Linked DNA regions of Homo sapiens: regions 2 and 3 are each linked to region 1. A link is an interaction called in ENCODE POLR2A ChIA-PET data of the cell type or tissue named here. Cell type or tissue: GM12878. All regions are shown on one strand. Links, peaks and the distances in the headings refer to the core of each region. The heading gives the core; the rest is flanking DNA. Region 1 has its middle 34 kb from the start of DAPK1. Region 2 overlaps DAPK1 (death associated protein kinase 1). Region 3 overlaps DAPK1 (death associated protein kinase 1).

Evidence for each region. Peaks named below come from ENCODE experiments on the same cell type or tissue, not always from the same donor. Only the 100,000 strongest peaks of a DNase experiment are listed, where the experiment ranks them.
Region 2: POLR2A ChIA-PET joins it to region 1 with 7 read pairs; 2 of 35 experiments call an interaction of 5 or more read pairs at or near these places.
Region 3: POLR2A ChIA-PET joins it to region 1 with 5 read pairs; 3 of 35 experiments call an interaction of 5 or more read pairs at or near these places.

Annotation. Positions count from the first base shown.
Region 1 is chr9:87,461,204-87,466,848 of GRCh38, reverse strand. No RefSeq gene overlaps it. Among named protein-coding and RNA genes, the nearest start is that of DAPK1, 34 kb to the left of the region's middle. RefSeq lists enhancers at 913-962, 1,804-2,043. In GM12878, for the core only: no CTCF peak of the experiment used is centred there; DNase peaks (open chromatin) are centred at 2,078, 2,598 and 3,158; H3K4me3 peaks cover 272 bases; H3K27ac peaks cover 2,169 bases.
Region 2 is chr9:87,533,172-87,538,816 of GRCh38, reverse strand. All of the region lies in intron 2 of DAPK1 (death associated protein kinase 1), which reads right to left. Among named protein-coding and RNA genes, the nearest start is that of DAPK1-IT1, 17 kb to the left of the region's middle. In GM12878, for the core only: no CTCF peak of the experiment used is centred there; DNase peaks (open chromatin) are centred at 2,486 and 2,666; H3K27ac peaks cover 2,583 bases.
Region 3 is chr9:87,611,049-87,616,693 of GRCh38, reverse strand. All of the region lies in intron 3 of DAPK1 (death associated protein kinase 1), which reads right to left. Among named protein-coding and RNA genes, the nearest start is that of DAPK1-IT1, 60 kb to the right of the region's middle. In GM12878, for the core only: no CTCF peak of the experiment used is centred there; DNase peaks (open chromatin) are centred at 2,813 and 3,163; H3K4me3 peaks cover 544 bases; H3K27ac peaks cover 1,773 bases.

The DNA of each region.
Region 1 (5,645 bases), core at 297-5,296:
TAAAAATACAAAAATTAGCCGGGTGTGGCGGCACACGCCTGTAATCCCAGCTACTAGGGAGGCTGAGGCAGGAGAACTGCTTGAACTCAGAAGGCAGAGGTTGCAGTGAGCCGAGATCATGCCACTGCATGACAGAGCCAGACTCCGTCTCAAAAAAAAGAAAAAAAAAAAAAAATCTAAAATGTCAGGCATTGGCTTCAGGCATAAACCAGCTTGCATTTAAATTAAATATTGAGTGACTTTAAGGCTATAAACATTGATCTTCTCTTAGACCAGTCACATTTATGTCTGAGTAGTCAAATTTAGAGGTGCTAAAGTTTGTGTGTTTATGTAGATAATCCCCCATGCTTGACATCGATCTGAGCGCATTAGTGAGCCCAACCATTTATTATCGAAATGGAGCCAGGTCTCCTATTTTAGCTGCTCTGTAACACGGTGTTTCAGTGTATTCATGGAAGTCACATAAGGTGTTTTTTAAAGTTCACTTTGAAAAATTAAAATGAAATTAAGCTTAAACTGTTGCTATCTTTTAAAAAGTTGTCCAACAGCGACTTGATCTGGTCTTATGGAAATGACATATTTAAACCAGAGGAAGGGACAATATTTTCATTGTTTGGTTTTTGTGTCTTCGTTGGTTTTCAGAGCTATGTTTATGTGTTGCATTTTGCATTCCCTTCACGGTGAACTTGACCTGAAAATTTTTAGGGCAGCCAGGTGTTAAACTTTTTTTAGCACCATGCAAACTGGTTTCATTCTTCCAAAACAGGTTTTTGCTTTGGAGTATAAAATGACAAGGGAAATGCATGTAGCCAAGATCCTTATTTGAGCTCATTCGCACTGGTCTAGACCCGTCCAGTGAGCTGGGGGCAGGTCTTGAAGGTGTGATTTGCATGAGCTGATTTGCATCAGGCCTGTGTATTGTTAAATAAAAGATAAGGATGGTTATCTTGGCCTGGAGGAAAGAGAGAATTGGGAGGGTGTTTTGGTGCTGGGTCTCCACCTTCCTGGCTCTGGTGGAGACATTGGTGCAGACTGCCAATTTAAAATAGTCAAAAAGGTCAGAATCTAGTTTAAAGAGAGTTTATTCAAGTGCAAAAGTTAAGGACTGCAGCTGAGAAGACACTTCCAAGTTGCCTTGGGGAGTGCTTCGAAGAACAAAAGAGAGGCTCACATTTTGTTTTGTTTTGTTTTGTTTTTGTTTTTGTTTTTGTTTTTGAGATGGAGTCTCGCTCTGTTGCCTAGGCTGGAGTGCAGTGGCACTATCTCGGCTCACTGCAAGCTCCGCCTCCCAGGTTCACGCCATCCTCCTGCCTCAGCCTCCCTAGTAGCTGGGACTACAGGCACCCGCCACCACACCGGCTAATTTTTTTTTTTTTTGTATTTTTAGTAGAGACGGGGTTTCACCGTGTTAGCCATGATGGTCTCGATCTCCTGACCTCGTGATCCGCCCGCCTCCGCCTTCCAAAGTGCTGGGATTACAGGCGGAGGCTCACATTTTTTAATGAAAAAAAAAAATCAGGAGAAGGGGCTGATTACTAAAGTTGTTTGTCAGGAATTCTCATTGGTTTACAGAAATAACATTGGTTAGTGATTGGCTATACACTTTTCAACTATAGAGTGTATGGCATTTTATGACTACTTGGCCTCAGGCTCTAAGAGGTAATTATTTAGCTCAAAGGGGAGTGAGATGACTGCTGTTAAATTTAAATGTGTTTCTGGGCCTGATAATTTGAGAGACTTGCATTCCTCAGATAAAAGATTTTTCTTTCTCAAGACTCAGCTCCCTTCAGCTTCAGGTGACAAATTGTGGCCCAGTATCAGCCAAGCTTTCTCCCCAGTCTCCAGAGAATGCATCACCAGCTATCATTGAGGCTTGACACCATTGGGAGCATCCAAGAGAGTCTTGGGAATGGACTTTGACCTTCCTCTGATGGGCACCGGCAGCAAGGACAAGGTCCCCAAGTATCATCAGAAAGCAAAGAAAACACCAAACGGAAAGGAAGAGTGTGGGGTGCACCCCCTTGGAGAATGTGGCTGAGGCCAGATGTGAGAGTTCACAGGAGACACCAGCAGAAACACAGACATAACTTGTGACATTTTTCAGTGTTCTAAGACATGTCAGTTCAAGACTGGGCTTTCCCCATTCAACCACTCTACTCACACTCATGTGTGTTATAGACAAATTTAAACTGGAATCTCTTTGATTCCAGAAAGTTGATTTACATTGCAACAGAAATGCTTGTTTAGCTGAATAGGTCCCTAGGTAGTAAAGGGACTCCACACAGCATTATTTCTAGTGAAGTCTTTGATTCACAGAAAGATTCTTAGAAATCTTGCATCAGAGTGTAACAATAAAAAAGAAACTGTTCGGATTTTCATGCAGGAAATGCTCTTGGCCAGCAATCACCCTCAGGAAATTTTCAGAAATGCACGTGATGCCCAGAGAAGTGTTGTTTTGGGAATACCTAGTAATTAGTTCCAAAATCTTACCAAACAGCAGCACAGGCCTATAATTTCTATGTAAACTCAGCTCACTGTTTGAGTCATACTATGTTTCTTTTTTAGCTCAAGATTTGTCATCCACTACAAAAACCTCCTTTCGCTATACAAAATAGACAGCCACTCGAAATTGCTGGAGGGAAAAGCCAGTTTGCACAATGGGGGTGGCATGTTTGGGTGAGAAAACCAGAGACTCGGAGTCAGGAAATGCCAGTTCCTCCCTTCACTCCTGTGACCTAGAGCAAGCACCTTCACCCTTGAGAGTCTGGCCTTTCTTTCTTTCTTTTTTTCTTTTTTTTGAGATGGAGTCTCACTCTGTCACCTAGGCTGGACTGCAGTGGCGCGATCTCAGCTCGCTGCAACCTCCGTCCTCTGGGTTCAAGCGATTCTCCTGCCTCAGCCTCCCGAGTAGCTGGGATTACAGGCACCTGCCACCATGCCAGGCTAATTTTAATATTTTTAGTAGAGACGGGGTGTCACCATCTTGGCCAGGCTGGTCTTGAATTCCTGACCTCGTGATCCACCCACCTTGGCCTCCCAAAGTGCTGGGAATGTGTGAGCCACCACGCCTGGCCTGGCCTTCCTTTCTTGTAAAATGAGAGGGTTAAGTCCAGGTTCGTAGTCAATAACTACGTGTTCAGTAACAGATTCGTACCAGGGATTTCCACAAACTTTCCCCAACCCAATCACCACCACTTCCTTTTAGGACTAAGATTTTCAAGGTCTGCTTCAGTCTTCATAGCTTTACATGTCTGGGAACTTATGTCTTAAATTTTTTTGTAAGAAAATTATCCTGTGTGTAATGGAAATGGAAATATTTCTCTTGCTAACCTGATTTCAACCTGCTGAATATAAATATTCACATAACACAGCATTTATAAAATAAAAATCACTCATAAGTATATCTTTCAGCAGTAACCACAGTTCATATTTTGGTGTGGCAGCATCTAAACGTGTTTCTGTGGAGATCCACACACATTCATTTATCCTAGGGTATTTTCAGAAGTCTTCCTAGTCTCCATCTGCTTTTTTTTCTTGTTTGCCACATGTTATATGGATATCTTTCCATGTCAATATGAGATCGTTTAATGTCAAGAAATACAGATGAAGTCATCATTTTCATGTTCAATGGTTTGAGAACATTCCATCATGTAGTTAAATTATAATTTCTATAACTCTTCCCTATTGGTGGACATTGAGGTTGGTTCCATTTTTTTTTTTTTTTTGAGACGGAGTCTCGCTCTGTTGCCAAGCTGAAGTGCAGTAGTGTGATCTGGGCTCACCGTAACCTCCGCCTCCAGGTTCAAGCGATACTCCTGCCTCAGCCTCCTGAGTAGCTGGGACTACAGGTGTGTGCCACCATGCCTGGCTCATTTTTTGTATTTTTAGTAGAGATGGGGTTTCACCATGTTGGCCAGGTTGGTCTCGAACTCCAGACCTCATGATCCGCCTGCCTCAGCCTCTCAAAGTGCTGGGATTACAGGCATGAGCCACCAAGCCTGGCCTTTTTTTTTTTTTTTTTTTTTTAATGAAAACAAAGCTAAGAGGCCAGGCTTGGTGCTCATGCCTGTAATTCCAGCACTTTGGGAGGCCGAGGCGGGCAGATCACTTGAGGTCAGGAGTTTGAGACCAGGCTGGCCAACATGGTGAAACCCTGTCTCTACTAAATAAACAAAAAATTAGCTGGGCGTGGTGGCGGGCACCTGTAATCCCAGCTACTCATGAGTGTTAGGCACGAGAATGGCTTGAACCCAGGAGGCGGAGGTTGCAGTGATCCGAGATCGAGCCACTGCACTCCAGCCTGGGTGAAACAAAGACTCTGTCTCAAAAAAAAAAAAAAAAAAAAAAGCTAGTGTAAATATCATTGTTTATTCAATGCTTATTTTTCTAAACTCTAGCTATATTGGCATTATCATCCTTTGAGATTTTTATAAATCATCAAGCAAAAGATGGCATCTTGTTTTATTTTTATTTCTTGGACTACTAGCAAAATTGAACATTCTTTTATGTGTCTATTGAGTATTTTACTTTTTTCATTTGTAAACTGGCTATCTATACCTATTTCCCATTGTTTTATTGAAGTGTGAATATTTTTTTCCTCATTGCTTTGTAAAGATTACTTCTATATTAAGGGTATTCTTATGAGTTTTAATACAGACCATATACCTTCATTCTCAAATTACTCTCATTTTCAGTTAAAGTTCAATTCACCCATTAGCATATCATTTATATATTTTTTATTACTTTTATTTTTATTTTATTATTTTTTTAGATAGAATCTTGCTCTGTCGCCCAAGCTGGAGTGCAGTGGTTCAATCTCGGTTCACTGTAACTTCTGCCTCCTGGGTTCAAGCGATTCTCCTGCCTCAGCTTCCCAAATAGCTGGGATTACAGGCGTGTGCCACCACGCCCAGCTAATTTTTTTGTACTTTTAATAGAAATGGGGATTCACCATATTGGCCAGGCTGGTCTCGAATTCCTGACCTCAAGTTATCCACCCACCTTGGCATCCCAAAATGTTGGGATTACAGGCATGAGCCACCGCGCCTGGCCCTAGCATATCATTTATAAAATTAACATTTGAGGTATGTTGGAAAGAGGAAATTGCTATATGTGGAAGGTCGAATCTTATTTTCTATGATAAATTAATTTATTTTCAAAGTTCACATTTTTCTATTTCTTTCATTTCACTCCCACTTTCCATACAATACCTTTTCCTCAGCTCCCAGCTCCTACTTCAGTTCCCCAAAAGTGAGGCTATTAAGATGCTCACTGATTAGAGGATTTAAACATTTTAAAAGAGAAGTGGGTGGTGACGGCACATTATTGAAACTTGAAAGAGAGCCAGTGTGATATAATTTCACATCGGGAGCTGATCACTATGGCAACAAGGAACAGATTTTGAAAAATAAGTTTCAATATAATAGAATTAGGAGAGAAAAATTGATTAGAAAAAAACCTGACTATCTTTTGTTTTACTTTCAGCTTGTTTATCATATGCATCAAAAATCTGCATTAGCACCCAAGAAACGTGTTTCTGTTTCAAAAGCAAATACATTTTAATTATGTTTACATGGTATAAAGCCACAAAGCGGAAATGCTTTGTTTGTAATAATAGTGAAGTATCTCTTTGGAGTCTTTTATTT
Region 2 (5,645 bases), core at 169-5,168, 72 kb before region 1:
TTTATAAAGCTTAATAATTCATTATGGTTTTGTAATTTAATTTTTTAAGTTACAAGTAACATTTAATGTCAAGCAGATGAGGTTTTGTTTTTTAATCTGTTACAATTTTCTTTTTCATATGCGGGCAATTCCTATGGAATCAGCCAACAAGAAAACAGCTGGGCAGAAAGTCATTCCCATCAATACTGGGTCTCACTTATTTCAGTATTTTAAAAGAACTGTTCAAATTTTTGTTCTAACAACCCGTCTCAAAGACAAATGAACCGTGTTGTTGAAGATTTCAGTGGACTTCAGTTAAAGGCCTTTCAAAGTGAGAAAATAATAGAATCTTAAGGCGAATGGAAGGATATAGCTTTTATGTATATAACATGAGCACAGATCTGCAAAATAAACCAAAATAGACATCTACACACACTCGGACATCTACAGATATGCTTGGGAAATGACTGAATATTTACAATGATTTTCTTTGGGAGTGGAATTTTTGGTGATTTTTTTTCTTCCCAGTTCCCCACCTCCAATGGCCATTATTAGTTTGATAATTAAAGGGAAAAATCTTTCTTTAAGAATAAATGGACTCCAAGAGGGCAAACCCCCAAGTCATTCTTTAGTGCCATTATTTAGCTCAATTATTAGACTATACTTCAGTGGGAAATTAACATCTTAAATTTCCTCTGAAAAGATTCCACAACTATTGTCTTGGTGAATTCATTTAAACAATGACATTGAGATTGTAGCTTTAACTTTAATTAGAATCCTTTTGACCTTAAAGTAAAAATGGGAAGATACTGAAGTCTTCAAGCCATCTGCTGAGTTACAAAGCATTTTGGGCCCGTAAAACAACTGTAATTCCTAAGGGATTTTGGATAAAAAGCTGGCAGCCACTACTTTTGTAAATGAGAGCACATTGTGACTCCTCTCAAACCCCCGCTTGCCTCGGGCCCTGCTATCTGATGTTTATAGCTTTAGGGGCTTGATTTTATGAGGATACTCCTTCCTGCCCAGAACCAATCTGGTCCTTACCAAGATTTTCTTCTAACTTCACAGCTGCACACTTCACACCATCTGCTGCTTCCAGAAATCCTTCTCCATTAAGAACAGATGATAGGAAATGCATCCTCGCTGGCATTCTCGAATGCTCCTGCAGACACACTAACGCGCACACACAGATCATATCATATATGCCACATACATATATCTACTTACCATGTATGCCGCACACACTACACATCTACACACATGCCAGATACTCCAGACATGCACACCATATTCCACATACACACACATACACCATGTATGTCACATACTACACACATGCACATCTCATCCAAACTACACATACAAAATACACAAGTATACATACACATACCACATTCACAACACACCACACACAAAACCCCACACCATACCCAGAAACATCTCCCCATACACCCAGCCCATCAAGCAGAGCTGGCTGACTGCGTACACACTATGTGATGGGGGATACTGATGCACTACAGAGGGCCTCCAAAACACATGAAAACCTCATAGGGGCTGGATGCGGTGGCTCACGCCTGTAATCCCAGCACTTTGGGAGGCCAAGGCAGGAGGATAACGAGGGCAGGAGTTCGAGACAAGCCTGGCCAACATAGTGAAACCCTGGCTCTACTAAAAATACAAAAAATTAGCCAGGCGTGGTGGCAGGCGCCTGTAATCCCAGCTACTTGGGAGGCTGAGGAAGGAGAATCGCTTGAACCCAGGAGGCAGAGCTGCAGTGAGCCAAGATTGGGCCATCGCACTCCAGACTGGGTGACTGTGTGAGACTCCATCTCAAGAAAAAAAAAAAAAAGAAAACTTCATGTCTCCAATATCAACTTTTTCAAGGTAAAATTTAATCTAAAACAACTATTACTGCTCTGATGGTAGAACTAACACCACTACTCCACTAGAAAAATATAAAATAATCAGGTTAATTAAAGTTCTTCCCCATTGTTGAATTTTGAATAAATTTATTGTTACTGTGCCTATTCAAGACAATAAAGAATTTAAATAAGAATAAAATATTCTCAAAGAGAATATAATTTGCCCTAAAGGCAAATAACATAGGAAAAGTAGCTATAAATACGCAAAAGAAACAAGATAATCCTAGTAAAATTTGAGTCTGACATGGGTAGGGGTGGTGGGGTAAATCAGCTCCCTGATTTATTTATTTATGCAATAACAAATAAAGCACTTAAATCAGTATTTTAAGTGCTTTAATTTTTATTGTGTTATTTATTGGTTAAGTTAAAATTATTATTCCCCATAAGATTTTTACAATTCCCACATGACTTGCAGATTTTTTTTTTTAACTAATTGTCAAAATCTTAGGCTCTTGGCTTTCAAAATCAGTACAGACAGATAAGAGCTTTAAGTATTTCGCATTTCCCCAGAGGAAAAAGTCAGCATCATAAACCACATGGGTCACATGCTCACGCACATGGTGTCTTAAAAACACCTTCACTTGCAGATAGGCACCAAGACTTACACCTTCTACCCTCGCCCATCCTGAGAACATGTTTGGGAGCTCTCTGCGCTTTGTGGGTCCAAGAACAAACCAGAAAACCCAGACATCTCACACTAGTACCTCTGCTACATGTCCTTAACCCAGAGGCTGTAGCTTTAGGGAAGGGGCTGCTTTGAGGACACCAAACTGCTCCTGAGCTCCTAGAGCTCGCAAGGGCTGTTTTGAGCAATATACTAACTTAGAAAACAAGAAAGAACATAAATGAATCAGCTGGCAAGCCCCATTTCACTTGGGAGGCGGAAGAGGCTGGGGACAGGTATAAATGACCCTCTTTGAAAAATCAAGTATCATTTTGTTTCTCACTACCAAGGTAACAGTCTGCTGTGGAAATTTCAGAAAACCGATGAGCAAATGGAAAATAAAAAGCACCCAGATGTAATCCTCTGCCCAAAGATAAGAACCTTGGGCCTTCCGGTTTACATCTGTGTCACCTTTTTTTCCCCTCTTACATACAAACATATTAAGTTGCCTTAACTCTGTGTCTTGGGGGAAGGATATTACTATACCGTTGCCTACTTTATTTAAAATAATATATATTTATCTAATGATTTTGCAAAGAATTTATTTAGAAAGTTTATGAATCACCATAATCTAAGAGATCTTGAATTATGTTCCTATGATAAAGAGAAATAAAATACTGGTGGGCTATATATTTAGGTTAAGTAGGGCAGAGACTAAACTTTCTTGGAGAAAAAAAAATCACATTTATAGACAGTATTACATTAAAGGAACATTATATATTTGATATCAAAGGAGACCTTCACACATGAGAACCCCAAATTAGGATCCCATACAGACCAAGTTTCAAATGTTCAGCTGTTTTTTAATCACACTCAAAGCTTAGCAGGGCTTATAATTTTTATGTAATTCAATATCAAAAGACAGACTAGTTTCCCATAAAATACTAGAATTAAACACTAAAATAAATCTAAAAAACACTAGTGTGATAGAGCATGCTCATAAGCATCTCTGTGCTGATTTTCTGCTTGATGATGCCTGGAGAACAGTAATCCCCCCATCCTTAAAGAGAACGAAAGGGGGGCTAATGGAAATGCAGTTCTCAAGCCAGAGGTGACACCAGAAACAGGGGCCATTAAAATAGACAGAGCTTGGCAGGATTTGCCTGGGGCTAGAAACACACAGAAAACAGAAAAATGGATGGTCTCTGTGTCATCTGTGTATCCATTTCCACCACGGGCTTCAAGAAACTAAGAACTGATGGTGAGGATTTCTCCTTTAATCTTCTGAATAATGCCTTCCAGAAAGTGCTCTTCCTATTGATAAACACATTTGCACACATCAAATCAATTACAGAAAATAAATCAAGAATCGGACGGGGTGGCTCATCCCTGTAATCCCAGCACTTTAGGAGGCCGAGGCAGGCAGATCACCTGAGGTCAGGAGTTCGAGACCAGCCTGGCCAACATGGCAAAACCCCATCTCTACTAAAAATACAAAAGTTAGCCAGGCGTGGTGGCACGTGCCTATAATCACAGCTACTTGGGAGGCTGAGGCAGGAGAATTGCTTGAACCTGGGAGGCGGAGGTTGCAGTGAGCCCAGATCGCGCCACTACACTCCAGTCTGGGTGACAGAGCGAGACTCCGTATCAAAAAAAAAAAAGAAAAGAAATCAAGAAAGGACACCTCACACTTTAAAAATAAGGGTATCTAACAGGAAAGCATTTAAACCATTCACTCTACCTGTCCCAACAGTGCTTACCTAACAAGAACACTGCAGATGCATAAAATGATTTTTGCTGATCCTCAGGTTGGAAATGGAATCCCAACTAAGGCATCCTACTAATAACTCAAAATAAACTCAATGGAAAGTAAACATCTATGAAGTATCTGCCTGGGAATCAGCATTGTATGTAGGGCCTTCGAAGATCCAATGAAATGTCCAGTGTGGTACCCCTGCCCTTGAGAGCAATGATTGGGAGAGGCAGAAATTGTCAATTTCAAAACTGTCAAGCCAAACCAATTGGAACAGCATGGCAGCGTTAAAAAAAAAAACAAAAAAAAAAACTGTCAAAATGAGCCAACTGCATTTTGGCCATATGTGTGGCATATCGCACATTGCACATATATTGAAAAGTATGCCTAATGTTTACCATGCATTTTTTCCTAAGAATTCATGGCAGCTTGCAAAATTAAAAAAAAAAAAATCGCAAGAAATTGGAATAATAATTCCCACAGGATCACAGTCTAAGAAAAGTGTTTTTAAAATTGCAAAGCATTATGCAAATGTATAACTAAATGGGCCTAAAGGACAGGAACCTGAGAACTGCTGTTAGAAAATGAGTGGACTCGGCCAGGTGCAGTGGCTCACACCTGTAATCCTAGCACTCTGGGAGGCCATGGTGGGCGGATCACCTGAGGTCAGGGGTTTGAGACCAGCCTGGCCAACATGGCGAAACCCCGTCTCAACTCAAAATACAAAAATTAGCCGGGCATGGAGGCATATGCCTGTAATCCCAGATATTCGGAAGGCTGAGGCAGGAGAATCGCTTAAGCCAGAGAGGCGGAGGTTGCAGTGAGCCCAGATCACGCCACTGCACTCCAGCCTGGGTGACAGAGTGAGACTCCATCTCAAAAAGGGCAGGGCAGAGCAGGAAAAGAAAAGGAGTGCACACATGGACCAATTAGAAATTGTTCCTATCATAAAAAATTTCTTTGACTGTCAAAAGGTTCCTCACTGGTCCTTCAGGTAGCAGGTTGCCTACGTCTTTCAAAGCTCCAGGAGCCTTCTCTGCTCATCTCTGCTCCCCAGTGGTGGCTAGCACCCCACAGGAGCAGGTGCCTTCCAGCCTGAGTTGGCCTGAGGTCTTGGACCTGTGCACCTGGCTGATGCTGCCTGTGAACACATGAACACTCCTTCTCCTGCCCCTGGATGCGGTCTGAGAGAACATAAATGTGTTGCAAAAGTTAAAGGTGTCAAAGACTTCAGCATCTTTACTTTCACAATACTGGTCTGGTGCCTAAGCACTGGTAAATGTAGTTCTCCCAACAGTTTCTCAAAGCCTGCATTACTTTATGGACAATTTCATTCTTTTATTTTTACATATAGATATGCATACATATCCACACACACGCATGTGTA
Region 3 (5,645 bases), core at 259-5,258, 150 kb before region 1:
ATGACAGCTCCATTCTCAGAGGGTGCTTCCCCATCACTTATCATGTTCTCCAAACCTTGCACACATGTTTGTTAAGTCTCAAATTTCCCTGTTTGTGTGGGCCGTCTGTTTCCTGGTAGGACCCAAACTGACCCAAACCCTGATACTCAAGAGGATGGGGTACTTTGCTCTTTAGGAAACTCAGTCAAGAGTTTTCTGAAGCTCATGCAAGTAAATCAACGTTTCCCCCCAAAACTGTCCTTCTCCCTGGTCAACTAACTGGTTCTTGAGCCACACGTGACTCTTTTTCAGATCCTGCTGTTCTTCCTGCTCTATCTGGACTTGACATCCATGTATTGGGCCAAGCACAGTCTTCAGTGCTGTGGGTGCCAGAGTAGGACGTAGTCTTGCCCTCAAAGAAACATATGCAAGGGGCATATAGGCACATGCCACTATCACACCAGAGCCCCCATGAAGCCATCCCACTCCTAGGCTTCAGCAATCCCACTGGAAAACTAGAACATCTTCTGCCCACCCCCAACTTCATGGAAATGCTAAGAAATGAGGGGCAAGAACAATGCAGCCACGCTAGAGAAGGAAGCAGAAAGGTGAGGGGCCCTGGGAGGCCAGGTTGGCTTTCAAAAGCTTCTAAATCACTGCTTTCAAATGGAGGAGGAGCAAATGTGTCTCCAGAACCACTGGAATGTGAAAGTCACTCTCAAGAAGGAAGAGCAAAGCTGGCCAACCAGCCCACAGACAATGGGGCCTTGCAGGCAAAATCCTACAGTGGCTTAGCAGAATCCTAGGGCTTAGAAAACTCAAACAAAAGAATTCTCTCTCCAAGAGGCTACTGTCTGAGAATGAGCATCTCTCTACCGGCTCCTGTGACCTATATGTGGACAGAGGGGGCACAGCGTTCCTTACCTGCAGGGTGGTAACACCACTCTCCTAGAGTTGCACGCAAGGATTAAATGAGATCATTTCAGGGAGGCGCCCACTGTGGCTGACTCAGAAAGGTAAAGTGAAGGGCAGTTTCCCTTTTCCTCCAAGGAAAGCCACTCAGTTGTTTAACCATATCCTCTCTTCAGGCAGTTTGGGAAGACCCATGCCTAAGTGCAAGTGCCTTAAAAGTAGTGAACGTTCTACCCTACATTTTTGAAATAATCAACTCTACTTGAATTTTCCTATCAAAATATTAGGGGAAACGTCAATGACACTTCTGTCGTCCAGGGAAGACCAGGTCCTTGAGCCCATTTCTATGTAACTCTGTTAATTGAATAGTGTTTGCATCTCACAGTAGCCATGCTCGGTCACTGCCTTCATTCAGAGGCTGGAAATGAAACTGACATTTCAACACGGAACAAGCACATATTCCCAGCGGTCCCGCTGGATCCCTGATGTTCCTCATTTGCATTGCAGTAATTTTGACAATATTAAAAACAAGTTACACACAGGGAAATAAAGAGTTGTTAAATAGAAGAAGGTGAGGTAATACTTGGTTATCTGGAAATACAAATTAGGAGGAAAAAGCAGTATGAGGTTGTTCTTGGAAGTATTTGCTTGTTAAACCACATTTTGCAAGGACGTGAGGCAGAAGGGGATGCTCTGAGGGGCTCAAGGACGTCTTGGGAAGACTGTCACTGACCTGCTTGCAGATACTGATCTAATAAAGCAATGCTCTCATGACCTGTGGCCTAGGCACTCTCCGTCTTGGAGTACCAGCTGGAGACGAACCATCCCCGGCTGCCTGTCTCCAACCCTCACTCCAGTCACCATCCCAGAATTCTGGGCACAGCAAGACCTGGATGTGGACTCCGTATGACCAGAGTGGGGGAAAGCCAAATGGAAGGTTTGAGTGGAGCCTGACCACCAAACAGGCAGTCCCAGGGCCTGGAAGGGACTTGGCTCTGGGTGGAGAGAGGCAGCTGCCTGGCCAGGATGGCGGCAGCCACAGTGCCGGGGAGCCCACGACAAGGATGGGGAACATACTGGAGCAGCGAAGAGAGGGAACTGGGCAAGAGGCAAAACCAGTACCTGTGAGGGGACAGCTAAAGCCGCAATTCCACAAAGTTCTCTTCCATTACACCCGCTTGATGTGCAGGTTGGGGAAGCAGTTGGCCAAAACAGGAAGAAGAAGATATGAGATCAGGGAGAGTTTCTAAGAGGAAGTATGAACAATTTGCAGGACCTGCACCACCCCAGAGAGTGATGCAGAAGAGTCTAGTCCCTGGGAAGGAGTCTAAGAATAGTCACCTGCCTGGAGCTGTGACTAAGCAGCATTGCCTCAGTTTCCCAAACTTTAACCACGATCATGGGTCTTTCTTGGAGATAAACAGAGATTCCAAATATTACTTATAGCTCATGTATTCAGCATGGAGAACATCATGGCAGATACTAAAGTTATGACTATATCCTAAAAACTACAGATCTATGAGCTCACAGATACCACATAGGGTTTGTTTGTAAGACTCCTATTGTCTCACTTTTTCTTAAGACCGTGCAGAAATCAAATAATCCACTTCAGTGAGTGAAAATACCTATTTAATAACATTAAGGGAACACTTTTCAACTGAACTGGCAAGAAGTGAGAGTATGGGGGAAGACACACACAGGGTTTTCTTTCTCAAGAGAATGCCTGGATGGAAAATAACCTATTTTACATGATTTAGCTCTGCTTTGAAAGGCAGAGACTGCTGCCAAATGCACTTTACTTCTCTGCTCTTGCCTAATAGTAGGTATCTGAGGAGCGGGATGCCAGAAGTGGAACCCACAAGAGCTCTTGAAATTACCTTTGTGAATAAAGACAAAAGTTCAAAAAGTCAAAAGAGCTGGCTCGAGCTCAGAAAAGAGAGAACAAATGTGGCAGCAAAAGAACGCATTGAGGAAGTCTGAGTGTGTGCTATTGTGGTTCGTGAGCGCCCAGAGAGAAGCAGAGACAGGGAGACTGAAGGGCTCTGTGCCACACACCCCATTTATCAGCTTCCCTAAGTCCCGACCACCACATTCAGCTCTGTACAATTTTTGCCACTTTTAAGATCCTTTGAAACTATCACTTTAATCACTGCATGTGTTTCTTCAAAGGCTCTTGCGATTCTGATCTTGCTGACCAAGGCACCATGTGTTCGTCTACATACATGCACCACGCTGACATACAATGAAAAACAAAGTTGTATTTGTATTCTGATTATTTTGCATCTCAGTTTGGTTATGAGAGAGTGAGCCAACTGAACCGTGATCCTACATAAAGTGACCTAATATTGCACAAATGTTTGAATACAACTTAGCAGTTGTTTGTGATGGGCAAACTGAATTCCAGAAATTATTAACTTAGCCAAAGTAAAACACAGAGCTAAAAAGGAGTTGTTCAATAGGCACAGCATTTCAGTTTTGCAAGACGAAAAGGTTCTAGAAATCTGTTGCACAACAATATGCATAGAATTAACACTGCTGTACTGTGCACTTAAAAATGGTTAAGATGGTAAACTGTATGTTGTTTTACCATGATTAAAAAAATCAGCAAAATTTACCTTTTTAAATATAAAAAATGCATTATTCACTCCACGCCCTGCACTTGGCTACAACCATAGCAGACTGCACTAATTAAATGGAATTTCCTGTCACAAAGAAAGAGAGAGAAAGCTAAATGGGGTTACTCTGTTTTAAAGATGTGCTTCGAAATGGAAGCAGAACAAATAAGGGGAGACATTTAGGATTGGAGAACCAAACTGGCTTGATTTCTCTGGAACAATCCACCATGCCAATACTTACTTGGCCATCTTAGCACTTTTACTTTATAATTCTTAACATGGTAACCTTTCAGACATGTGATCCAGAGCTACTCAGGTGACCATCCTGAAGCAGGCCAGAACCTGGTGATGTCCATTTCTTCCTTATCTTATGTTAGACTCCAAACCCCCACCCCCGCTCCAATCCTTCTCTGCTCAGGCTATCTGCAGGGAGTGAGATGTATGTATTGCGTCATTTTGCAGTTACCTGATGGCATTACCATAATTAGGCATTATGTTTTGTTTTGTTTCTAACTTGCTTATAGAATTTTAGATCAACATGCGAGTAGGCTCCCAGTCCAGGAAATCTAGTTTCTGTTAACTGGTGCCTCTGTGTTAGTTTCCTAGGCCTGCCCTAACAAAGGACCACACATGGGGTGGTTTAAAACAACAACCTGCTATCACATAGTTTTGGGGGCTGGCAGTCCTAACTCAGTACGTTGGTAGGGATGGTCCTTCTAAGGGATCTGAGGATGAATCTGCTCCATGCCTCTGTCCTAGTTTCTGGCAGGTTCCTTGGCGTATAGATGCTTCACTCCATTCCTCTGTCTCCACAGGGCCTTCTTATAAGGACACCAGTCCTATCAGATTAGGTTCTCTGTGCTATTCCAGTATGACCTCATCTTAACTAATTACATCTAAAACAATCTCATATCCAAAAAGGTCATGTTCTGAGATACTATGGTGCTACGGTTTGAATGTTTGTCCTCTCCAAAACTCAAGTTGAGATTTAATTGCCATTGTAAGAGTGTTGAGAGGTAGGGACTTTAAGAAGAAATTTAGGCCATAAGGGCTCCTCCACCTTCATGGGTCAGTTTAGTACCTTTAAAAAAGGGCTCCTGGGAGTGGGCTCTTGCCCTCTCTTGCCACGCGATGCCTTTTGCCATGTTATGACAGTAAGAAGACTCACATCACATGCAGCAAAATGTACTTCCTGCCTCCAGCACTGTAAGACATAAACTTATTTTCTCTATAAATTACCCAGTCTGTGGTCTTGTTATTGCAAAACCCAAAATGAACTAAGACAGGGACATAGCACTTCAACATATCCTTTTTGGGGAGCACAGCCTCTCAAAAGATGAACCCAGACCAGCAGCATCCGCATCACCCGGGAATCTGTTAAAAATGGAAATTCTGGCTTTCAAGGTTAGGAAAAAAGGAAAAATTGAAATTCTGGCTGGGCGTTGTGGCTCACAACTGTAATTCCAGCAACTTGGGAGGACAGGGTGAGAGGGCTGCATAAGCCCAGGAGGTCGAGACCAGCCTGAGCAACAAAATGACACTGAAGCTACAAAAAATAAAAAATAGCTGAGTGTGGTGCCACACACCTGTAATCCCAGCTACTCAGGAGGCAGAAGTGGGAGAATCACTCGAGCCCGGGAGTTCAAGGCTGCAGTGAGCTATGATTGCACCACTGCATTCCAGCCTGGGTGACAGAATGAGACCCTGTCTCAAGAAAAAAACCAAAAAGTCAATTCTGAGCTGGGCCCAGTGGCTTACACCCCAGTCCCACCTACTCAGGAGGCTGACGCAGGAGAAGCGCTTGAGTGCAGGAGCTTGAGGCCAGCCTGGGTAACATAGGGACACCCCGTCTCTAGGAAAAATAAAATTAAATAAAAATGCAAACGCCTAGGTCCCACCCCAAACCCACTGAATACAAAACTCTGGAAGCCTGTCAAATAGTCAAACAAGCCCTTCAGGCAATTCTGATGCATGCTAAAGTTTAAGAGCCACTGTTTTAAACTGTATATTTTTTAAAAAAATCATTTTATAATGCTAAGTGTGCATCTTGCCCTTCCCATAGAATCACTAACCCTTTGAGGCAGTCTTTCTCATGTTACTTCTCCTATAGTAGTGATCAACTTATTGCTTACATAAAAC